Linked DNA regions of Homo sapiens: region 1 is linked to region 2. The links are chromatin loops, found by intact Hi-C in ENCODE. Cell type or tissue: MCF 10A. All regions are shown on one strand. Links, peaks and the distances in the headings refer to the core of each region. The heading gives the core; the rest is flanking DNA. Region 1 overlaps NRG3 (neuregulin 3). Region 2 overlaps NRG3 (neuregulin 3).

Region 1 (5,389 bases), core at 223-5,222, 820 kb before region 2:
AAAACTAAACTAATATTAATTCAACAAAAATTAATAAGGGGGTTTGTAACAAGAGAGCATGGTAAATTGGAAATAAATGTGACAGGAATAAGTGTGAAACTATCAGTGATGATAAAAACTGTGGATGGTTAGATTTAACTATTAAAAGACAGATTCATACACTGAATATCTGGTCTTCTATGTTCTGAAAGAGCTAATTTAAAAACAACAGAGAAAAAAGTCGACAGAATTGGTAAAGATATACCCTGCAATGTACAGGTGAAAAAGCTTTTAACAGTAATAATTTCAAATAAAATATAATTATGTATAAAATGCATTTTAAAAGGAAGAAAGATGGATATTTCATATTCATAGAATGAGCAATCTACCAAGTGATAAATATTCATAAATTTTTATCTACCTAACAACAAAGCTTCACTATGAAAGGCTTTCTCAGGCTAGGCACGGTGGCTCACGACTGTAATCCCAGAATTTTGGGAAGCTGAGGCAGGCAGATCACCTGAGGTCAGAAGTTTGAGACCAGCCTGGCAAACATGGTGAAACCCTGTCTCTACTAAAAGTACAAAAATTAGCTGGGCATGGTGGCATGCGCCTGTAATCCCAGCTACTCAGGAGGCTGAGGCAGGAGAATAGCTTGAACCCGGGAGATTGAGGTTGCAGTGAGCCGAGATGGTGCCACTGTACTCCAGCCTGGGTAAGAGAGTAAAACTCTGTATCAAAAAAAAAAAAAAAAAAGAACGGCTTTCTCAACTAGTCACGAAAATTATAAACCATTAACATTGTCATAACTTAATTACCTATGAATTGTGGCAAGGAACATAACTATGGATAACAGTAAAGTATAATTTTAGTTCAATTTATATTTTTAGATTTTGATAAAGAGAAGTGATATAGTTTGGATATTTGTCCCCTTTGAATCTCGTGTTGAAATTTCATCCCCAATTTTGGAGATGAGGCCTGGTGGGAGGTGTCTGGGTCATGGGGGTTGATTCTTCATGAATGGTTTGTATCCTCCCTGCAGTAATGAGTGAGTTCTCATTCTATTAATTCATGGAAGAACTAGTTATTTAAAAGAGCATGGCACCCTTCGCCTTTCTCTTTTTTCTCTCTCACCATGTGACACCTGCTCCCCTTTCCCTTCCGCCATGAGCAGAAGCCTCCTGAAATGCTCACCAGAAGCAGATGTTGGCACCATGCTTCTTGTACAGCCTACAGAACTGTGAGCCAAATAAACCTCTTTATAAATTAACCAGCCTCAGCATTGCTTTATAACAAGGCAAACAGACTAACACAAGAAGATATGAATGAACTCTTTGGATAATGGAAATACATTCAAAAACCTTTATAAAACTATATGGGAGATGTATTCCTAACCTTATGGGAGAAAGACATTTGTTACCAGGACAAAACACCTAGAGACCATAAAGAAAAAAATATGTAAAATTTGATTTACTACTAATTTAAATGTCTTAAGTAACAAAAATGATTATTAGTAAATCAAAATATAAGTAAAAGCCTGGGGAAACATAGGCTATTCTTATGTTAAAGACTATTCTTAAGATATAAAGGCAGAAATCAACTGGAAAAAAATGAAAGGCAACAGGTGAACAAGAATTTCACAGAAAAATAAAGACAGGCAACATACATATGGCAAAGAGTGCAACTGCACTCATTATAAAGAGGTGGTAATCAGAATAGAGGAAATTAAGCTAAGTGCAGTGGTGCACAGCTGTAGTCCCAGCTACTTGGGAAGTGGAGGTGGGAGGGTCATTTGAGCCCAGGAGTTAGAGACTGTAGTGTGCTATGTGATTAGCTATTGCACTCCAGGCTGGGCAACATAACAAGACTCTGCCTTTAAAATAAATAGAGAAATTTAAATTTCAAGAATATCTGATAAAGGAAAAGGCCCTGGAAAAGTAGCCGTGGTGCTAACTTGAAGAGCAAATTGACAATATGTTTCAAAATTTTAGATATACATACTCTTTGATCCAAAATATTACTTTTAGAATTTCTATCATGCAAATTTCCATAATTGCAAAAGTTCAAAATAATAATTTCCAGGGTACATCAGCAGCACAATTGTCCATAACGAAACGGAAATAAACACAAAAGTGAAAAAAACTCAAAACAATAGAAATGTCCATAAATGAATACTACACAGCCATTGAAAAGAATAAAAGGCGCAAAAGCGTATGCATATAAATCCATTTGTGTAAATAAGGAAGGTGCAATTAATAGATATAAATAGATTGTGTATATATTTATGTTTATATACACATAATTAGCCTGGTGTTTATATATATACAGATTTTGTATGTACATATATTTTTCTGTGTGCATTTGCATGTGTGTGTTTCTCACGCAATTACTTAGGAGGCAGATTTTTAAGTTAAAAGAAATTATTAACTATCTAATTAGGTGTTATGCTTGGGAAAAAGTATATCCATGAGTATAAGCTATGGAGACTAGGGAACATATCAAGGTTTTGCAGCTTTAAGTTCAAAAGCTCCAATTAAATGTTTTATTTTCAATAACTTCCAAAACAAGCCACATAGTGGCAGTAATGACCATGTCTTGAACCAGAATCCGAATTTTTCACAGTGGACCTATAAAGGCTGGTCAGTCTTTTTGCAAAATGGAGGAAAATGACAGAGAACAAAGAGAAGGTACAGAGATAATTTGGAAAAGGTGATTGTTTTCAACAACCTCAAATAACAAAGATCCAATACATAATGGAAATACCTCTATGTGTGCTTCATTATTGATTGTGTATTGCAAAGTACCCATGGAAAAAGTCAGATGAATGGACATGTTTATTAAAGTGCGATGATATCCTGAATATCTGTCTGACTTTCAGGTCTATAAAAGACATATGAGGGATATAAAAGACATATCTTTTTTTATCTAATAAACTGGTTTACAAGAAAAACCTAGGTGCCTAGAAGGCCCAGCTACAAAAACAAGTGAGATGCTCTGGGCAAATCCATGACAAACTGAAGAAAGCAAGTATGTTCAGCAACTGCAGAGAGCTGTGATATGGTTTGGCTGTGTCCCCACCCAAATTGCATCTTGAATTGTAGCTCCCATAACTCCCACGTGTTGTGGGAGGGACCTGGTGGGAGATAATTGAATCATGGCGGCAGTTTCCTCCATACTGTTCTCATGGTAGTGAATAAGTCTCATGAGATCTGATAGTTTTATAAGGGAAAACCTTTCACTTGGCTCTCTCTTCTCTTGTGTCTGCTGCCACGTAAGACGTGCTTTCCACCTTCCACCATGATTATGAGGCCTCACCAGCCATATGAAACTGTGAGTCCATTAAACCTCTTTTTCTTCATAAATCATCCAGTCTTGGGTAGGTCTTTATCAGCGTGTGAAAATGGACTAATACGGGCTGCCAGGGGACAATATCAGCCAACTATTTCTGGAGCATGCAGATCTTTTAGAGAAACTGCCAAATCACTAAAAGTCAGTAATTCCCTTCCTCCCTCCCTGCCTCCCTCCCTCCCTGCCTCCCTTCCTCCCTTCCTTCCTTGTCAAAAAGCCTAATTCATCTTTTGTACCATTAGTTCATAGTCTCTGCTTAGAATCTGAGAGATAGAGGGCCTTGTCCAAAATTCCGGATAACACTCATAAACAGAATTAACCTCTTAACCTGTTCTGTTTATTCATAGTGTTCATGATAGATATTTCCTAAATCTGTTATTTCATATGTTTGAATTATTGCGATATTAAACAGTTGTTTTTATTTGTATTATTTTGGTCCATTAATATAAATGTGTTTCCAGAATTTATTATTTTAGAACTTTTTTTCTTTCTCTCACAGCATTTTGTTTCAGTGACTACTTGTACCTGAAATTCAAGTTTAAATTGCTGGTATTCCTATCCGGAGGTTGCTTGAAACTTGTGGAAGCATGATAAGAGTCTAATAATTTGACCAACTTCCAAATTATATTCCATACATTTTTGTTGAACATGAATTCAGATAGCTTCTGTGGTTTCAGTTTTGACAAGCTAAGAGTTTGGAAGTCGCTATTCCTGTCCTAGCAATAAGAAAAATAAATGAACAAACTGAAAATGTCTTCTTGTATTCATTGGATAATTGAGGTTGAAGGGCACACTGCCACCTTAAATCTGGAGAAACAGGTGAATACAGAGAATAATGGCTAAGATCAGCTTTTCTGCAACTGAATCTGCTGGAACCATAAATTGGTAGGAATGTTTAAGAAGTAATTTGGACAAGTTGCTGGAATCTGTATGGGCACTAGAACGAGAGTTGGGGTCTGTAGTCTTAGGCAGAATGCCGATACTTCCATGGGTTTGACCTCCAGGAACCACACCAGGTTCTCACAGCAAAGAACCCCAACAGCAACAAAAAAAATCATCTAATGTCTCTGCCAGTGGAAGGGGAAAAGTAACTATTTTGAAATGCACACAGAGCATTCTCAATAACAATTGCCTACTCCTGTAGTAAAAATATTTTACCAGAGCCTTATCTCACCAGAAAGAAGGCACTTCCCCAATTCCTGCTCCCTGTAGCCTTTCCGTCTCACGTAAGAGAGGAAAAAAAGTGAAGAAACACTTCTGAAGGTCACAAGTGTTCAGCAGACTAAAGGCAAAACTACCGCCCAAATGCACCGCCTAGCCATTAAAGTTGAACAGTGCAAAGGTATGGTATAACCATTGTGAGAATGCTTTATGTGTATTCTGTCACTGAAAAAATAAGTAAATGAATAATAGACAGTGGGAAGGAGGTTTTTCACTGTTGGAGTGGAAATTTATAAATAAGCAACGGGAGGAGGGTAGAATTATTGATGTAGTTATGGATTAGATTTGGGGGTAGACATCAATGTAGACACATGTTTAGCAGAATACAGATACAGATGCTTACATAGAAAAATTTAGATATGTGTTAGTCTATATGCAACCTTCAATATATAAATATATCTTTTAATATATGTATTATTTAAATATGTCTTAAGTAGACATATTTAATATATCTATTATTTAAAAATATACATATATATATATATAAAATCTTTGATCTGTCTGTTGAGAAGGCCAAGAAAAGACATCCCTGTAGCAACAATAACATACACACCTAGCTTCCAAATCTCAGTCTCCAATGAAATTCTGCAAAGAAAGAAACTAGCTATTTCCATGGAGAAATGGCTGATTCTAGAACCAAGGCAGAAAATGTACAACATAAGCAAGGAGTGTCTTGTAGTGCTCAACAACAAAAAAAAACCCTGAAAACTTACAGTGAATTGATACATAATGTTAAAATGACATAAGCCAGCTGAAAGACCTATCAATGGCCAAAGCCAGAAAAAACTGATGAGAACGTAACATAGTATTTACTACTTAGATTACAAATCAAAGTATAAAA
Region 2 (5,389 bases), core at 305-5,304:
CCCCAGATCTGTCATCAATTTGCTGGGTGACTTTTGGCCAAACGTACTTAACTTCTCTGGTCCTCGAGATACAAAGGCTAAGCAAATTGTGTGCCAAACTATTTGTCAGATGTAGCATATGGATAGGTCAATTAAATTTCACATTAAATTAGTTAGCAACAAAGCAGATCCTAACTTACAGAGAAGCTGTTTCCAGTATGTCAAAACTATATTCTACAATAGGATCGCCAAACTGAGAGACATGAGCCAAATCTTATTTGCTGTCCCTTTTTGTAAATACGGTTTAACTGGAACAGACCCACACTCACTCATTTACATATGTCTGTGGCTGCTTTCACGGTACAATGGCAGAGTTAAGGAGTTAAGACAGAGACTTTGACTCACAAAGCCTAAAATATTTAGTTTCTTGCCTTTTACAGAAAAAGTTTGCCAACACCTGATTTCCAACTTAGCTGAGTATTCTCCCTGTCCCAGGCACTTATGCTAACGTATTTTATATTCTATCTATTTAATCCTCTTAATGACCTAAAAAAACATGTACTATTACAATTCCCCTTATACATATGTGAAAGAGTGAGGTCAATAGAAATTCACTTATTTGTTCAAACTCCCTCGACAAGTGAGTAAGGATTGGGATCCAAGTCTTCTGAGCAGAGCCTATGCTGAAGCACTACGCTACCATGCTTTTTTTATGGGACAGTGATCATCACAGGTCAATAAAGACCACACAGAACTCATTCAGGTGCTTTGGGGAAGTAAGACAATAAGGGAAAAAACAAGGCTCAGTTTGCCTTCTTCATTCATCAAGACCAGAGAGAATAAAGCTTTATTAGATAAAGACCACAAATAATTTAAATGCTACTTACAAATTACAGACGACTAAGTGAGATGGGACATCCAACAAGATGACATCAAGGCAGAAACAGGATGAATAATGGAGACAAGAGAAGGACAGACAGAGGAAACCAGAAAAGGAGCAGAGCAGAGAGGTTCCGATTCACAGAAAGAGTCCTGATCCTCATCTCCCATCTGATTCTTTTTCATCCTCGTGTGCTCTGCTAGGAAAATTTCTGTACATAATAAGATTTCAATGATTAGAAAACAGGCATCTTTTCTTTCATGTACTGAAAAATTAAAAGTAAAACAACATTTCCAATCATTCCACCTGAAGACCATCCCAAATTAATTCTTAGTCATGCATTATTTCAGTTCAAACTCCTAGTCACTCCTGTGTGCCTGGCCCTGACACTGGTACTGCAGAAGGCTGAGCAAGACCCAGTCTGTGTGAGTCCAGCTTCCTCACCTCTATCCTCAGCCGTTCCTCTGTTCCTTTATATCCCTCTCTGGCTTCGCCCCTTTGCTAAGCTGAGTTTCTGTATTTGCTTTCTGAGCACTTCCTGCTTTGGACCCTTAGCATACATTTTTGCCAGATTTTGCACAAGGAGATTGAAAATCCTATCCAGGCTTTCTGTACATGACTGCTTTGTCATTTTTCTTTTTTCCTAACAAGGCTCAAGTTTTGTCAAGATTTCCTTTTCTAAAATAGAACTACTTTACAGCACAAGTAGTTTTGTATTTTTCTTTTACCTATCCATATCATTATTTTGATGTAAACAATGTTTAAAAGGACACAGAAAATGTCCTAGGCTTAGAAAAAGTCTCGGTTGTGTGTAATCAAAGAGTAGCTCTAAAAGACTGGAAATTGTGACAGGCATAGTATTGGTCATCAGCAGAAGCAGATGAAAGACGGATATTTTACTGCTTGATGAAGTCACTGGAATGTCCAGGCGCCCTCTGCTCTGGAGTTTGTGGTGTCCGTTCTTGCAGTTTACAAGAGTCAACCTCTAGCAGCCCCTGGGCTTTGTTTGTTGGTTTGTTTATCTGTTTTAGACTGAGAGTTTTTTGCTTTGTTTTTGACTTTTTTTTTTTTTTTTTTTTTTTTGTGTGTGCTCTTTTTGCTTTGTTAATCAGCAAGGTTTTGAAAATCAGGAGATGTCAATTTAAACAAACAAACCAATGAAAAGTAGTCAAGACTGGAGGTGGGGATTGGGCGGAGTTGGCGGGGGGATGCTCTTCAGCAATGAGAGACTGTGCCAAGCTGGTGTAGCCACCAAAGGGGTGGGCTGGGTAGAAGCTGTCTCCTATCAGCTGGGCAGGAGCGCCCCCACCAGGTACACTGACATGTTTGCAACACCTGCCAGCTCCTGGGCACTTACCGGTCTTCAACACCTGCAAATGGGTGATATGTAAAATATGTGCAGAGAGCTGGCAGTGGCCTAGCCTCTGATCCATCAAATCAGACACCTTCTGAAGGGTCCCGGAGGCTCCTGGAGGTGGCTCCTGTTAATCCTTTAGTTGCTGGACAGTAGGGTGGTCCAGGGGTACCAGGGCTGGAATAGATTGATGGGAACAGCAGGGAGTCCAGATGGGTGCACTCCCCCCTGAAAATCAGCCCTGCCTATAAACCACAGCGGAGTTCCATCTCGTCGGGATTCCTGGCACAGCTGGCCCAGGGTGGAGATTTCCTCATTTAAGGACTGTAGTTAAAGGTCGGCTTATTCTATTCTATTCTAGTCTAGATCCACCCCAAGAAAACTGAATACAAGGTAAAATTAATGAGTGAGTCAGAACTGGGCTGTGGACAAGGGCTTTCTCATATCTGCACCAAGACAGTGTGTGAAACATGTCATAAAAACACTGTGGAAATATGCAGTCCATTTATTAGTCTGACATTCTACTGGGAGGCTTTAGAAAAAAAAAAAAAACAGAGCTTTCTAAATTCCCAGCATCCACTACAAGCCTGTTAATATCTTATTCAGAAAGTATTAGGCTCTGTTCCCATGCCACACATTTCTATGGAGGAACTTTATGAGAAAACAAAGACAAAAGTCTGGTTAGGTTTCAAAAATATTTGCTTCATTTTAATTGATTTTTCTACATCCAAGAAACGTGAAAAGCTCCGATTACAAGTACATAAAAACTGCTCACAGGCAATAAAACACATGAAAAAATGTCCAAAATCAACATCTGGAAATGTTGCAAAGCAATTAAATTTTAAATAATGGCAAAAACAAGAGTGAGGGCATCCTAGCTAATCAATTATATTAACTTTTTAATTCTTATTTATGGCATGACTTTGTCAATATAATCAGTTACTGGGTAGCTCCCTAATTAGGAATTTATAATGTATTAAGTGTTATTTTTATAACTGGATTCATGTAATAGAAACCCAAACAACTGGGGATAATAACTTGATAGTCTGCCACTTTCAGGTTCAAGCTGCATTTTAATTATATTTTAAGACCTCAAACTATCATTCATTGGGGTCAAATCTAGGCAACTGAATTATTTTTTATAATTCATATTTTATTAGGTAGGCTTGATGCTTAAAAAAAAAACAAAAACAAAAACAAAAACAAAAAAACAGGAATGTGAATTGTTTGGGTGAGGTCTGCATTCCTCAGTTGATTCCGGGTAGACAGTCTCTGCTGTCTTCCCTATCTGACTCATCTCACCCCCACCTGTGGTGGTTCACTCATTTATATTGCCAGTTTGGCTCCCTGAAATTCAGTGAGTGATAGGCAAGCAGGACAGGCAAGCAAGAAGTGTGGATGGTGAGATGGTGGAGAAGCTGAAGTCTAAAAAGGAAAGTCATAGAAATTGGGGTTGTTCAGCCAGGAGAAAAAAAGGCATCTTTGGGGATTGTAAGGGTTTCTTTGGATGAAGAGAAGACATTTCCTAGGTCAGTGATTCCCAAGGTGAGAATCAGTATCATCAATACGACCCAGGAACATGTTAAAAATGCAGTTTCAGGCCTCTCCCTAAACCCTGCCAAATCAGAGATTCCACAGCCAGCCCCAGGAATCTGTATTTTATACTCCAGGTGATTTTGATGCACACGTATGGAGAACCACTGTCCTAAATGCAAAGAAAACAACCTGGACAAATAGGTAGGAAAAAAAAATAAGACAAGATATTTAAGCTTACGGCAAAAAAGCCATTTGGTCCAAACCTTTAGAGATCAAAGATTAAATGGTAGGCAGAAAGTAAGTTCCTCACTCTGTGGTTGAGAGTATCAACCATGGGTTAGAAAGAACTAAAATATGAGTGATATTTTATTATTATTTGCTTGTTTGTTTTAGAAATGGGGTCTTGCTATGTTGCCCAGGCTGGTCTTGAACTCCTGGGCTCAAGCAGTCCTCCCACCTCGGCCTCCCAAAGTGCTGGGATTGCAAGTGTGAGCCACCCCCCCGCAATCAGTGATATTTTAAACTGGATTGACTCAAAGAAGTTTTTGATTAGAATGTTCAACAATTCTAGGAATCTAAGTTTTCAAAGTTTGACTTCTATCAGAGGAGAAAATTTGATCACAACACAGCACTGTATATGTCTTAGAACGGTTAGCCATAAAAGCTATAAGGAAATGAATAAAAATGAACACCCTGGAAAAATATCTGCCAGTGCTGCTCACAGCTTGTGAATTCCAAAGCCTCATGAAACTTCTTTTAAAACGCTTTTCCCATTCTTGAAATATCTTGTCGAAGAGCCCAGCAACAATCATTAATATAGGTAAAGCCTATTTGGGTAAAAGAGAGAGAAAACTGGGACTGTAACATTGAGTGATTCTGAAGGTTGAACTAATGAAGCCTGCAACCATCATCTTACAGAGTCATTTGGAAGGAATCAGAGCATTCACAGAAATAAATTAGTAAAGGCTCTAAGCAGAAGTTGAAAATTTTGCATATGCATGATTACTGATAAATACCATGAATTAAGAAGTGGTCATCCCTACTCAAAAGGTCTGGGGCGCTTTACAAAGGGACACACTGAGGCTGGCTAACGCAGGCACATTGGGCAGCTCAGGCTGGGCAGGGTCCTCCATGGCTCATAAGCTTTAATAAGAAGGAAGTAGAGATTGCCATCAGCATAATACTTTTGGTTTTAGTGTATATTCATGTTAAAAGTTAGCTGAGTTGTTATTCTCATTAAAATAATGGAAATGAGTATTCTCAACAAATCTATTTTTGTATTTTAAAGATGCTGAACTAAGGACAACCAGGTAAATAGACACCTATGGACATTTAGGTTCCCTTGTTTACCATTTGTTCAGAGGCATATCCAAACCTAAGCCAGATCCCAGGGATCACAGGGAAAATCAAATGTGAGATCAAATCCAAGCTGCACCACTTATAGCTGTGGTTCCAGACAAATCACAGATTCTGCATCTATAAAACAGGAACAATAATAATACCTATCTCACATGGTTGATGTGAGAAAATGAGAGAATGGTCAGTATCTAATAGATGTTAGTGATTTGTAAGTGACTCTTGGTATCTGCTTACTCCAATTTGACCCAATGGAAATAGTGATGACCCCCAACCTGCAAACT

What was found. A loop is a pair of places that touch in the nucleus more often than their neighbours do. Peaks named below come from ENCODE experiments on the same cell type or tissue, not always from the same donor. Only the 100,000 strongest peaks of a DNase experiment are listed, where the experiment ranks them.
Region 1: it touches region 2 in a loop (9-fold over the local background); 2 of 110 quality-filtered maps call a loop at or near these places.

Annotation. Positions count from the first base shown.
Region 1 is chr10:82,966,783-82,972,171 of GRCh38, reverse strand. The region is part of intron 6 of NRG3 (neuregulin 3); the gene reads right to left. Among named protein-coding and RNA genes, the nearest start is that of LINC02650, 710 kb to the left of the region's middle. In MCF 10A, for the core only: a CTCF peak has its summit at 2,556; no DNase peak of the experiment used is centred there.
Region 2 is chr10:82,147,084-82,152,472 of GRCh38, reverse strand. The region is part of intron 1 of NRG3 (neuregulin 3); the gene reads right to left. Among named protein-coding and RNA genes, the nearest start is that of NRG3-AS1, 83 kb to the left of the region's middle. In MCF 10A, for the core only: a CTCF peak has its summit at 2,185; a DNase peak (open chromatin) is centred at 2,162.